Linked DNA regions of Homo sapiens: region 2 is linked to region 1. The links are chromatin contacts, found by Hi-C or POLR2A ChIA-PET in ENCODE. All regions are on one chromosome and are shown on one strand. The core of a region is the stretch at or near the end of the contact, and the rest is flanking DNA. Distances in the headings are between cores, read along the strand shown.

Region 1 (3,204 bases), core at 346-2,845:
ATGGAATCAGAGTAATTGAAGCAGAGAGTAGCATGGAGATACTAGAGCAATAAACGGATGACGCAGATCCTACTGGTTGTGATTGAGGTGGAAAGGATTATAAAGCATGATGGAATTATCTTTTGGTAATCTCTTGGGTCAAACGTGGTGAACGGTAAGATGAATAATATAGAGCTACACAAACCGTTCTTGTGATATGGAGGCTGCTCCCTAATTACAATGCTAATATTTCATTTAGGATTTTTGTATTCATCGTTACAAAACAGGGTCTGTAGGTTTCCTTTTAGTGTTCATAATGCTTAGGTTTTACTAACAGGGTTATGATTACCTCTCCAAACAAGCTGGGATTTTTTTTTTCAAGCGTTTCCATGCCCTGGAACCATCTGGTCTAGTGCTTTTTGGGGTAATGAATATCTTCAATTGTATTTATTTTTACTTAGTTGATCTATTCAGATTTTCTACATTTTCTTGAGCTGATTTTGCTTATTTATATTTTTATTGATATAAAGATTTTTTCTATTTTTATTTCTTGTGCCAACTGTATGTACATTCCCCCCATTCCCGTTTCCATACTGTTTTTAGGCCATTTGAAAATCTCAAAGGTTTTACAGGAAAGTACAGATTGATGAAGAAATGGCCAAAAACGGGAAAAGTGAACTTTAAAGTGATTCAACTACAAAACGTATGCTACTGAGCAAATACTAGTGTATTCCTCGCTCTGCGGCTTAACTCCATGAAAATCCGTGCAAAGGTTTTAGCGTTGGGATTGTGACCGACTCGGTGAAGAGAGGGGACGATCACCAAACCGTTAGAGCACTGGGGCTCTTGGCAGTGTTTGTCAGTTATTTTCAAGTGATAACTTGAAGTGATACCGCAGGAATAAAATGCTGTATCCAGAGCTGGTCGGAACGAGCACTACCTTTAACAAAAGCTGAAAAGATCTGCCTAGGAATTCGTTAGAATACAGCCCTCTTACGTCTCTGACATACCTAGTTATGTGAACCGAGACTGTGCAGCTGACGGTGGAAATTTCCTAAGTGCTTTTTAAACAACAGAACTGGACTCCCTCCCTCCTCCATTCCCAGTCGAATACGTCCCACCCAGATCCAGCTCAAGGGTGCAGCACTTGTTCCGGCCAGCTCACAATCGCCCTTTGGAAGGGAGGTTTCCCGCCATTTCGCTTAGGAGGAGGGTGAACTCTTCTCCCTTCATTCTCCACTCGCTGGGGGCCCGAGCCCACACCACCTTCCTAGCAAAGCAAGCAGCGGGACGCCAAGGCCAGCAGGCCGCATTAAGAACGCTGGACTGAGCCAAAAGCCTACACAGACCAAGCCGCTCGGGAAAGGATCAACAACTGCCGACAACCCGGAGGGCGAAAACGCCCGCGGCGTAGGGGAAGCAAACTAGGAGATGCGCGGGCCCAGCGCCAGCGGCGGGAGGAGGCAGCGCGGCCGTCGCAGGCGGGAGCGAAGGCGGGGACGGAGGGCGGGCTCGCTCCACTCGACTCCGGATTGGTCGAGCTTAGAGAGCCGAGTGACGTCAGCGGGGGAGAACGCCTGATTTGTGTGGTGGGCGCGGGCGGTGGGGGGAAGCGCAGTGCGCAGGCGCAACTGCCTGGCTCTGCTCGCTCCGGCGCTCCGGCCCAGCTCTCGCGGACAAGTCCAGACATCGCGCGCCCCCCCTTCTCCGGGTCCGCCCCCTCCCCCTTCTCGGCGTCGTCGAAGATAAACAATAGTTGGCCGGCGAGCGCCTAGTGTGTCTCCCGCCGCCGGATTCGGCGGGCTGCGTGGGACCGGCGGGATCCCGGCCAGCCGGCCATGGCGGGGCTGTACTCGCTGGGAGTGAGCGTCTTCTCCGACCAGGGCGGGAGGAAGTACATGGAGGACGTTACTCAAATCGTTGTGGAGCCCGAACCGACGGCTGAAGAAAAGCCCTCGCCGCGGCGGTCGCTGTCTCAGCCGTTGCCTCCGCGGCCGTCGCCGGCCGCCCTTCCCGGCGGCGAAGTCTCGGGGAAAGGCCCAGCGGTGGCAGCCCGAGAGGCTCGCGACCCTCTCCCGGACGCCGGGGCCTCGCCGGCACCTAGCCGCTGCTGCCGCCGCCGTTCCTCCGTGGCCTTTTTCGCCGTGTGCGACGGGCACGGCGGGCGGGAGGCGGCACAGTTTGCCCGGGAGCACTTGTGGGGTTTCATCAAGAAGCAGAAGGGTTTCACCTCGTCCGAGCCGGCTAAGGTTTGCGCTGCCATCCGCAAAGGCTTTCTCGCTTGTCACCTTGCCATGTGGAAGAAACTGGGTAAGTTCCCTGGCTTGTTTGGCGCCCGCCCCTTTTTCAGGCAGTTCAGGGCTTTTATGGCACCAGCCCCGCGTGGGCCCCCGGCACCCAGAGCGCAACCAAAGTATACACTGATGGAAGTGACTAAAAGCTGTAATAGCGCTTTGCTGGGTGGAGGTCCGGGCAAACCAAGCGGCCTTGGGGAAGATAGGATTGCCGTCTCCCTGCAGCCTATTCTTGCTTTATTTCCATCCTCCAAGGATCAATGGGAAGCAGTCCACTCCCTTCCCTGCTTCACTTTGGTGGCAACCAGAGGAAACGTGTTTGAAACCTGGCGCCAGATTTTGGCCAAAAGATAAATCGATGTTGCACCTGGGCCAGGCGAAGGAAAAACTGTAGTGTTTCCTTAGAGAATCTGTCATAATTCTGCTCCTGAAAGTCTTATCCCTCTCGGTTGCCTCCTACCGGTGGTGTCAGTTCTCCAGATTGACCCGGGATTGCTGGGGTTGGTTGCTGGAGTAAAGCGTAAGCTAATTTAGAAGGGCTGAAACGTAACCATCCGGCAACTTAAAGTTTTGGAAGGAATTCCGTTGTAATGATGGTGAGATGTTTTTAGGATCATAAACCTGTACTGCTTATGAAAACTAAAAACGCGGAACGTGTTGTTACCTCTTAAAAACTGGCCCCGTGTTAAGGGTGTGCGTTAGATTCTGCTTGGGTTTTCTTTTTGGAAATTGCCTTAGCTGATTGCTTTCAGATAGTTCCCAACCGGTTGTTCCTAGTTTAAAAAGTACTTATAAATTGTAACTGCCCATCAAAATAAGAAAAGGCAAGGAATTACTGTATGCTAGAAGGAAATAAAGGTCTTAAATGTCTAAAAATTTCGGTGTAGTTGTAGTTTCATCTAAGTTTTTTTAAATGTTTGTAAAGCAGGCA
Region 2 (3,053 bases), core at 47-2,546, 1.8 Mb after region 1:
GGCGCGGTGGCTCACGCCTGTAATCCCAACACTTTGGGAGACCGAGGCGGGCAGATCATTTGAGGTCAGGAGTTTGGGACCAGCCCAGGCAACATGGTGAAACCCCATCTCTACTAAAAATACAAAAATTAGCTGAGTGTGGTAGCGCGCACCTGTAATCCCGGCTACTCAGGAGGCTGAGGCAGGAGAACCACCTGAGCCCAGAACATGGAGGTTATAACGAGCTGAGATCCGGCTACTGCACTCTAGCCTGGGAAACAGAGCAAGACTCCGTCTCAAAAAAAAAAAAAAGTACTAATTACCCATGTGCTATGTCTAGCACTGCACTAACCCTTTCCTTTTTTAAAAAAATTCATCTTTCCCTTTATTCTGACATTATGACATTAAATAAAGTCCAAGAGGTATTGGGCTGGTCCTTGTTTGGTCTCTGCCCTTTCCTTCTTTTCCAAGTGGTATTCATCATGCTTCTCTTGGAAGTCTTCTCAAATAACCTTATGTCTATAACATACTTTCTTCTAGATTCTTTTGAGAGTCTATTTGTGTTAGATCTAGAAATAGAAATGTAAGGCTGAAATGTATTACTATGACAAACTGTTTGTATGTGTGTATTACAATCTTAATTGTGCTAATAAGGATAATTATAATAAATATGCATGATTCAAAAAGGTTAGATGGTTATAATTTAAAAAAAAATTGTCCTTGGATATTCCATTTGATTTGCTAAGCCTCGTGTTCTCTAATTTCATATCTCCATCTCCCCCTACCCCAACCAAAATATATATACACACTGTGTATACATATACACCCACACTATTAAGAGCTGAATATAGAAGCTGGAAATTGCCCTGTTTCTTCCCGCTGCTTGCTACCTTCTTCAGTTCTGGACATCGGCTCCGCAGTGGAACTAGGTAGCCTCAACTCTTATAATGATTCAAGATTTTTCCTGTTTTATAACTTGAGGGAAGCTGGGGAACCTGTTAAGAGGATCCCAGCATTGAACTGGGTCTCAAGTGGAATGTCTCCCACTTTCTGCCTAACCTGCACGTCCATCAGCACCTCATCAATGAGAAACGACTCCTCCGGGGAGAATTTCCCCCTGCCTGGTCCCCTCTCCTAGAGAGCCCTTCGCCAACCCTGGGACAGCCCCAAACGACAGCTCCCGAGCGCCACCCGGACCAGACTCCAGTGCCGCCCTGTCCCGCCACCCTTTTTCCCGCCCAGACTCCGCGTCTTCTGAAAGAGGGCGTGGTCCGCAGGAAGTTCTCACGTTACGGAAAGTAAAGTGTTTCCGGCTCCGGTGTCATGGCCGGCTCCTACCCTGAAGGTGCACCTGCAGTCCTCGCCGATAAGAGGCAGCAGTTCGGAAGCCGGTTCCTGAGAGATCCGGCGCGCGTCTTCCACCACAATGCCTGGTAATCACTCTGCCCCTTCGCCCGGCCTGTCGCTGACCCTCTGTCCCGCCGCCTCGGAGCACTCCGAAAAGCCCCTGACCGCCGGCCACGAGTCAAGCTGCCCTACCCGAGGCACTCTCCAAGGGGAGAGAAACTCCTAGGCCAGCGACTCACCCTGCCCGCAGCCAGGACGTGAGGCCCCTAAGCTGCCCGTTTGATTTTCTCAGGGACAATGTGGAGTGGTCGGAAGAGCAAGCCGCGGCGGCGGAGAGAAAAGTCCAGGAGAACAGTATCCAGCGGGTGTGCCAGGAGAAACAAGGTGCGCTTAAATGGGCTCTCATTGGTATCAACAGCCAGCGTACTGCCGAACGCGCCCTCCCGGAGAGGCCAGGGAACCGCGGCCGCCCAGATCCTTTATTCCTGGCCTGATGCAGATCTCAGGAGTAGAGCGGGACAGGGAGGGGATGAGCAAGGAGAGAAAAGGGCTGCATTGTAACAAAATCTTAAGTCGTAGAGGGTTTTTTTATATATAGTTTTACTTTGGAGGAGGGTAATGTTGTCTTTAATTATGTTTAGTAGATCCACGTTGATATGGCTAGCCAATGACAACTGTGTGGTCACGCGATCATCTTAGAACCTGTACTTTTTACTTGATTTGCATTTTCCATGAGGAGATGTTTTCCATTGAAGCTTCATTGAAGTGATTAGATTCTAAATATTGTTGGGAGGGGGGCTAGTGACTGGTGACTGTGTGTCTATTACTTGTGTGATGGTTATGAGAATTTAGGGCTTTAGTCAAGGAAAGGTGGATGCAGCAGAGTGGAGATAAGTCTGGCCAAAGAAAAGGAGGCCCCTGCTTGAGAGGTGGATGATTTCACTGCAAAATATCCCTAGATAGTAAAACTAGGACTGATTGTTCCAGACAATTGAAGATAGGACTACAAATTTAGTACCCGCTGAAAGAGTTCTGTACAACAAAAAGATTCCAGTTACAAAACATTCACCCTGCATATTTTGACAGCAACTAGATCAAAGCAAGTTAATAGTTGAAAGGGATTTTGAAAATCATGTGGTTCAATATTCTCTTTTTATAGTTAAAGACACTTGGACCACAGGACATTAAGTGCTTTTCCCAGAGGTAAGCAGTCAGTAGTAGCAGTAGTGGAACTAAAATCCTGTTTCTTAGGGAGTCTTGGTTGATTCAGCAGGTGAGTTGTGAGTTGTTAACACACTTCTTAGTGGATTCCAACTTCCATTGTCACTGTCCTGCTCAATTTGTTAGGTTTTTATTCTTTCTACTACACTAGTCAAGGCCCCCTGAATTGGCAAGAGCAGTAAACTGAAATCTGGGACTGTCATGATCACCTTAAAAACAGCCTTCATTTAAACTGTCCATACTTTTTTTTTTTTTTTGGAGATGGAGTCTCGCTCTGTCACCAGGCTGGAGTGCAGTGGCACGATCTCAGCTCGCTGCAATCTCCTCCTCCCTGGTTCAAGCGATTCCCCTGCCTCAGCCTCCCTAGTAGCTGGGACTACAGGTGTGCACCACCACGCCTGGCTAATTTTTTGTATTTTAGTACAGACGGGGTTTCACCGTGCTGGCCAGGATGGTCTCGATCTCCTGACCTCGTGATCCGCCCACCTCAGCCTCCCAAAGTGCTG

The links. A loop is a pair of places that touch in the nucleus more often than their neighbours do. ChIA-PET counts read pairs that join two places held with the same protein, here RNA polymerase II (POLR2A). Pooled maps may share reads with other maps.
Region 2: a loop to region 1 is called in a pooled map, with 15 times the contacts of the local background. The contact joins the promoter of METTL2A here to the promoter of PPM1D in region 1. A Hi-C loop is called at or near these places in 1 of 37 single-sample maps with no recorded cell type and 6 of 50 pooled maps. POLR2A ChIA-PET finds 5 or more read pairs at or near these places in 1 of 52 experiments (activated T-cell).

What each region holds. Positions count from the first base shown.
Region 1 is chr17:60,598,598-60,601,801 of GRCh38, forward strand. PPM1D (protein phosphatase, Mg2+/Mn2+ dependent 1D) reads left to right here and starts at 1,596. Exons shown (of 6, transcript NM_003620.4): 1 at 1,596-2,289. The coding sequence starts at 1,818. RefSeq lists enhancers at 529-1,517, 1,518-2,505, 1,666-1,715.
Region 2 is chr17:62,422,601-62,425,653 of GRCh38, forward strand. METTL2A (methyltransferase 2A, tRNA N3-cytidine) reads left to right here and starts at 1,297. Exons shown (of 9, transcript NM_181725.4): 1 at 1,297-1,412; 2 at 1,619-1,710. The coding sequence starts at 1,303. RefSeq lists enhancers at 1,030-1,560, 1,312-1,681.